2 separate regions of the Homo sapiens genome follow, and region 1 is linked to region 2. A link is an interaction called in ENCODE POLR2A ChIA-PET data of the cell type or tissue named here. Cell type or tissue: PC-9. All regions are shown on one strand. Each heading gives the region's core, and the rest is flanking DNA. Links, peaks and the distances in the headings are about the cores only.

The links. Peaks named below come from ENCODE experiments on the same cell type or tissue, not always from the same donor. Only the 100,000 strongest peaks of a DNase experiment are listed, where the experiment ranks them.
Region 1: POLR2A ChIA-PET joins it to region 2 with 9 read pairs; 1 of 35 experiments calls an interaction of 5 or more read pairs at or near these places.

The regions. Positions count from the first base shown.
Region 1 is chr3:177,980,728-177,984,011 of GRCh38, forward strand. No RefSeq gene overlaps it. Among named protein-coding and RNA genes, the nearest start is that of LINC02015, 170 kb to the left of the region's middle. In PC-9, for the core only: no CTCF peak of the experiment used is centred there; a DNase peak (open chromatin) is centred at 1,464.
Region 2 is chr3:177,442,002-177,445,285 of GRCh38, forward strand. LINC00578 (long intergenic non-protein coding RNA 578) reads left to right here. Exons shown (of 4, transcript NR_047568.1): 1 at 1-109. Among named protein-coding and RNA genes, the nearest start is that of LINC00578, 1.7 kb to the left of the region's middle. In PC-9, for the core only: no CTCF peak of the experiment used is centred there; a DNase peak (open chromatin) is centred at 1,630; H3K27ac peaks cover 1,805 bases.

The DNA.
Region 1 (3,284 bases), core at 458-2,957, 540 kb after region 2:
TGGGCTGGAGTGCAATGGTGTGATCTTGGCTCACTGCAACCTCTGCCTCCTGGATTCAAGTGATTCTCCTGCCTCAGCCTCCCAAGTAGCTGTGATTACAGGCGCCAGCCACAATGCCCAGTGCAGCCTCATACTTTGTCTTTATATCTGCTATGGGAATGTGAACTGACTGCAGTTATAAAGAGAAGAAGATAAACAGCTTCATAGAAGTGCTATTTGAACTAGGTCTTTAAGATGAATTAGAATTTGCTAACCAGAGTATGTAGAAAGGAAAAATCCAGGCTAAAACAATGTCATAGGCAGAGTCTTGGAACTGAGATCAAGAAGGGCATGTTCAGTGAATGGTAAGAAGTTTCTTGAACATGGACTACAGAGGATAGGCAGAGAAGTGGAGTGACACAGTCAAGCAGGGGTAGAAATATAGGCCTAGAAAGATACATTGGAGACATATTATGTTATCATAGCTAATCATAACAGCAGTGGTGACAATTTGATTGAATTTCTGTAGAAGAATTATTCACATATATATGAATAATCTACTGGTTGGGAGTGATTAAGGTGGAGGGTAGAGCAGATGGGGACAAACCCTATGTTTTTGGGAGATGGATTGTGGGGACAATTAGCCAAGAAAGGGAACACTGCAGTAGAAGCAAGATGAAGAAGAGAGATAGTAAAATTCATTTTGGATACATTGAGTTGGAAATTTCTATGAGGTACCAGGGGCAGTTAACATTTGGATGTCTTTTTATAGGCTCACTACTTTCTGGCTCATCCTACTCAGAACCAGGAAAATGTTGTTAGATTCATTTTCCAAGGTCTAAACCTGATGTCTGAAGCAAGGGGAAAACTGATGTCTGAAGTGAGGTGAACAAAAATGCCTGTAAACACTAGGGTTGTGCACCTCTGGAATACATGAAGGACAAAAATCATTGAGAGTTTTAAGACTAATGACATAGAACATGAAAAGGAATACAGCTCTTGCCTCTCTCTGGCCCTGGGACTGGTGCAAGAGATGACTGGGTAGGAAACAGGCTCAGGGTTCCTCAGCCATGCCTTTTCTCACTCTGTCAGTCCTCCAGGCCCACTGGGGCATAGAGGTGTAAATCAAAGACTGGCTTTAGAGCCAACAAAGGAGCTTCTACAAGTTATGGCTGCCTGAGTCTGGACTTCTTAAATGAGATACTTGGGTATCAGCATCAGGAGTATGCTTTAAAATCTCTATAGGTAACAAAAATCATAACATTTATAATAGCTAACATTTAGTGAACACTTGTGGCAGTCCCTTTCTAAGTGCTATGAATAGATTAACACAGTTAATCCACCTTACAACATTGGAACCCTGATAGATTCGTTCTAAAGATTTACCCACCAGTGAGGTAGTTTGCTCTATCTCACTCATATCCACTTCTCTTTGCCATAGAAGGTAAGTGACCTTGTGAACATTGTTTGCACATTTTTCTCATATGCTAAGAATATATAATTGCTTAGTCATAACATAATTCTTGTGGAAAGTAACCACATAGTGACAATAATAACATATTGTAGATTTATAAGTGCTGCTGCCCTATTGTAATTTTCAACAAGAAACATTTGTTCAAATGCCTGCTATGTATTGGACAGCATGCTAAGTGCTCAGGATAAAAAAGTAAAGTAATATGTGGTCTCCCTGACCTGGAGGAACTAATAGAAAAAAAAAAAACACAACACCAACCTTTCATTTCATTTGTCACCAACATTTATTCTGCTCTATAAATTTGTATCCCCAAAGGGTCTCATTTCTCTCATGTGACAATCCCATCAGGGAAGAGTTTAAGATCCTTTAAGTCCTAAATTAATTCCTTGATATATATATTATCTTCCCATCACCCACATCATTGCAATTATGGCTCCTTCCTGGCTCCTTCTCCCAATATCAAGCCCCAAGGCATCTATAGAGAGGAATTAGAAATTATATCAAGTATAATAGAGCCAGATTGGGAAAGCTAGAACAAATAGGGTTCTAAAAGACAAAGATTGATGCCAATTAAAGTCTTAATCAGGTCAAGTAGCTAAATCAGTGAAAGTAATCAAGAAACAGCAGGATTATGTAAAGCAAAGTTGGAAATCAAAAGGTAGTGAGGCACGGTGGACCAGACATCCAAATAAAGGGGAGAGGCCCCTTAATTACAGAATGAAACTTGAGGACAAGGATTGGTGGGCAGGGGAGAATGAAAAGGTCATTGATGCTTTCTTTATTATGGTTTGATGCAAATAATATTCAGCTGTGGCAGCATATAGAAATTGGGGGAAAGAATAGAATGCCAAATTAGAAAGTGAGGATTCAAAAAATATTTTGCAAAACTGGATATTTCAAATAAGAGTGACCAAATGGCAAAAAGCCAGAGCTGTCTCAGAATGCAAGGCGATTGAATTTTTTTTTTCTATTTGCCCTTAATTAACTCTTGAGCAGGACAAACTGTTTTGAAAGTATCATGATAACAAATAATCAGACTTTTCCTATTGCAAAAATGTGGTTAGAATCCAATAGGAAAGTATCTTAGGAAAATCTCCATATAATGATAATAATCCTAATATAGTAGTTACATTTACTTATTCAAAAATATTAACTAAGCACCTACTATAAGGCCAGGTTCTGCTCTAGGTGTTGAGGATATAGCAGTTAATATAACAGACAAAAATGTCTGCTCTCATAGAGTTTACATTCTAGTGGGGTGAGACAGACAATAAGCATAATGAATAATTTATAGCGTGGTTTGAGGGGTGAATAAGTGAGATGGAAAAAAGTACAGCAGACTAGGAGGGTGGGGAGTGCTGGGGGCAAGGAGTGATTGTAATTACATAGAAGTGTCACTGGAGAGGGAAAGAAAGCCAACCATTCACCCGAAAAGAGCTTTCCCAATGGAAGCAATGGCCAATGCGAAGGATGGAGGCAAGTATGTAAGATTAATAAGAGGATTGGTGTGGCTGGAAGAGAGAGAGGGAGGGATTGGGTGGTTGGAGAGGAGACTAGATGGAGAGAAGAGAGGGAGGAGGAGAGAGGGCAGCTCACAGGGCTGTGTGTTTCCAAGGAATTTGGAATGAAATGAAGAGACACTGGGGAGTTTCAAGTATAGGAATAATGTGATCCAACTTCCCTTTTAACATGATGGCTGTGAAACTAGACCATGGGAGACAAAAGTGGCAGTAGGAGTGTCAGATGAGGGTTACTGAGTGTTTACTAAGCCCCTGTTCCAATGCTGTAGATTGTGCATAAGATTCAATCATAAGACTTTGAGGAATGAGAC
Region 2 (3,284 bases), core at 242-2,741:
GAGCCTGGTGAGTGGAGGAGACTGAAGATGGAGAGAGAGCCTGGACCTCAACATGAGCATCTGGAGCCATTTGGCAGCATTAGGCTGTGACCGCTTAGAGAACCGAAAGGTAAGATCCTCCGATTAGTTCCTCTTTTTCTGAGTTTATGTTTGCAAAGCACTTTCTAACTATAAAAGTTTCCTATTTCAGTTTTCAAATAGGGAGAATCTGCACTGACCAATGTTTGGTGTGTTCATCAACTTGGTTATAGTTGTCAGTGTAAATTAACTCACTGTCTGGATAGAGGGGAGAATGAAATGACTTATTCTGTGCCAAAGAGAGACAGAGTGAAAAACAGACTTCAGAAGGCTTGAAACTCAGGCCTGTTCTCTGTCTCTAACATGCTTTCATTAGCCTGTAGAAGCTTGAGAGACGCACAGACACATCTTGCAACATCTTCTGGCTTCTCGATGTGCATTTATGTGAGTGTGGGAGCCATGCGTGTGTGTATGCTGGGAGAGGAACCCCCATCTCCTCCTCCCCGGCAATGTCCCCGCTCTCTTTAGATCCTTATGAGTTGACTCAGTTCCCATGGATGGATGCTGTGTGCAGAAGCGGGCCACTGGCCCTGGGCTCCACAGCTGGCTTCAAGCTCTGATCTCTGTGTTCATTTCTCTCTGTAATCTCAGTCCCAGCAGACCTCTCATCTTCCTGGGTGATTGAGTGTAGATTCTAGTTTTATTCTTTTAACATTTTTATTTACTGATGAAGGAAAATCCTAATTTATTTTCTATTGGGAAAAAAAATATGGACCAACCCCATAAAACCAGAACATTGGCAACTACTGCCATTTTGAATCCCAGTTCTACAGAGTTTGGAGATTTATTAAATTTTTCTAGTTAAAAGAGACCTTAGAGACCTTCGAGTCCACATGAGAACAAAAGAAATATATTTTATATTGCAAAATGCACACACATCCACCCACCAACACAAACAAATATTCATACAGACACACACAACTGAAAAGTTTTTTTCTTTTTGAGATGGAGTCTCACTCTTTCACCCAGGCTGTAGTGCCGTGGTGAGATCTTGGCTCACTGCAAGCTCCGCCTCCCGGATTCAGGCCATTCTCCTGCCTCAGCCTCCCGTGTAGCTGGGACTACAGGCGCCCACCACCACACCCAGCTAATTTTGTTTTTGTATTTTTAGTGGAGACAGGGTTTCACTGTGTTAGCCAGGATGGTCTCGATCTCCTGACCTCGTGATCCACCCGCCTCAGCATCCCAAAGTGCTGGGATTATAGGCATGAGCCTCCGCACCTGGCCAATAAAAGTTTTTAATGAAATAAACTGCTTACTGTATGGGGTTTATATTGATATTTTCTATTCTATTTCATGAAAACTACTACTGGTCACTAACCAATTAAGTTGGTTTTAGAGTCACCTAATTGTGTGTCTGTGGGGTGGGCTTGCTGTGTTTAACACTTAACCTCTGCTTCAGTCCATCTCCTAATTCCTGTCTTCTTCCAATTGTAGGGGCAGGGACCAAATGGGACTTATCCACCTTATCTGTCACTGAACTGGGGCGTTATGATGACTAATGCAGAAGGAACACAAAGTAAGCTAGGAAGGCTGGCATGAAAACAGAGAAATGTAATAAGTGCCTGAGAGCAGAAACAAACCTGGTAGGCAGTAATGCAGCCTCAGGCAGGGCTGGCAAGAATGTTTTGAGTATCCTTTAGAGATCTTCAATGCTGTCAGTTTTCTACGTGTCACTGAGCTCCAATTCCCTTATCCGGGGCACAGTAGAACCTCCTCTGAGAGAAACTAATGTTGCTGACTGAAGGTCATGGCCAAAATCATGGTGTGCACACACCCCCAGGGTCACATTCTTTCTGATTCAGTGATAATTATACTAAAATAATAATAGAAATAACTGCCATCATTTCTTTCTTTCTTTTTCTTTCTTTCTTTCCTTCCTTCCTTCCTTCCTTCCTTCCTTCCTTCCTTCCTTTCTTTCCTTCTTTCGTTCTTTCTTTCTTTTTTTGAGACGGAGTCTCACTCTGTCACCCAAGCTGGAGTGCAGTGGCACAATCTCGGCTCACTGCAAGCTCCGCCTCCTGGGTTCACGCCATTCTCCTGCCTCAGCCTCCCGAGTAGCTGGGACTACAGGCACCCACCACCACACCCTGCTAATTTTTTTTTGTATTTTTAGTAGAGATGGGGTTTCACCGTGTTAGCCAGGATGGTCTCGATCTCCTGACCTCATGATCCGCCTGCCTTGGCCTCCCAAAGTGCTGGGATTACAGGTTTAACATCATTTCTTAGTGATTATTATGTACCAACATGTTATGTACATTATCTTATTTAATTTTTGTATGAATCTTATGAAGTAGGCAATATTTCACTCATATTACAAATGAAGAAATGGAGACTTGTGGCAGGGCCCGGTGGCTCACACCTGTAATCCCAGCACTTTGGGAGGCCGAGGCAGGCGGATCACCTGAGGTCAGGAGTTTGAGACCAGCCTGACTAACATGGTGAAGCCCCATCTCTACCAAAAATACAAAAATTAGCCAGGCGTGGTGGCACACACCTGTAGTCCCAGCTACTCAGGAGGCTGAAACAGGAGAATCACTTGAACCTGGGAGGCGGAGGTTGCAGTGAGTTGAGATCGTGCCATTGCACTCTAGCCTGGGAGACACAGCAAGACTCTGTCTCAAAAAAAAAAGAAAAAAAAATGGAGACTTGGAAAGATTAGATAAGTGATTTGCTGAATGTCACACAACTAGTAAGTGGCAGAGGTAGGATTTGAACTTCAGTCTGCCTCCTTTGTTGTGTCTATTCAACCGCAATACATACATTGTATTGTGTATGTATGAAAGTGTTCAGATGACCTTTAGATTTGAGGAAACACTTTCATTAGGAAGTTGTACCTCCCCTCATTGCAGAATTGCCAGTGTTTTCTGGAGATCTGCTGCCAAAATGGGTTCTTATATCCTGCTGTTCCAGAGACATGTATAGAAACCAGACTAAACACAATAACCTTTCTTTCAAAGAATGTTTTCTGAAGATAGTAGACAAAGTTTAAAAATTCTCCCAATTGAAAACACTGGTATTTCTTTCTTTCTTTTTTTTATTTAGATGGAGTCTCGCTCTGTCGCCAGGCTGGAGTGCAGTGGCGTGATCTCGGCTCACTGCAACCTCTGCCTCCCGGGTTCAAGTGATTCTCCTGCCTCAGCCTCCTGAGTAGCTGGGATTACCGGCACCTGCCACCACACCCAGCTAATTTTTGTATTTTTGGT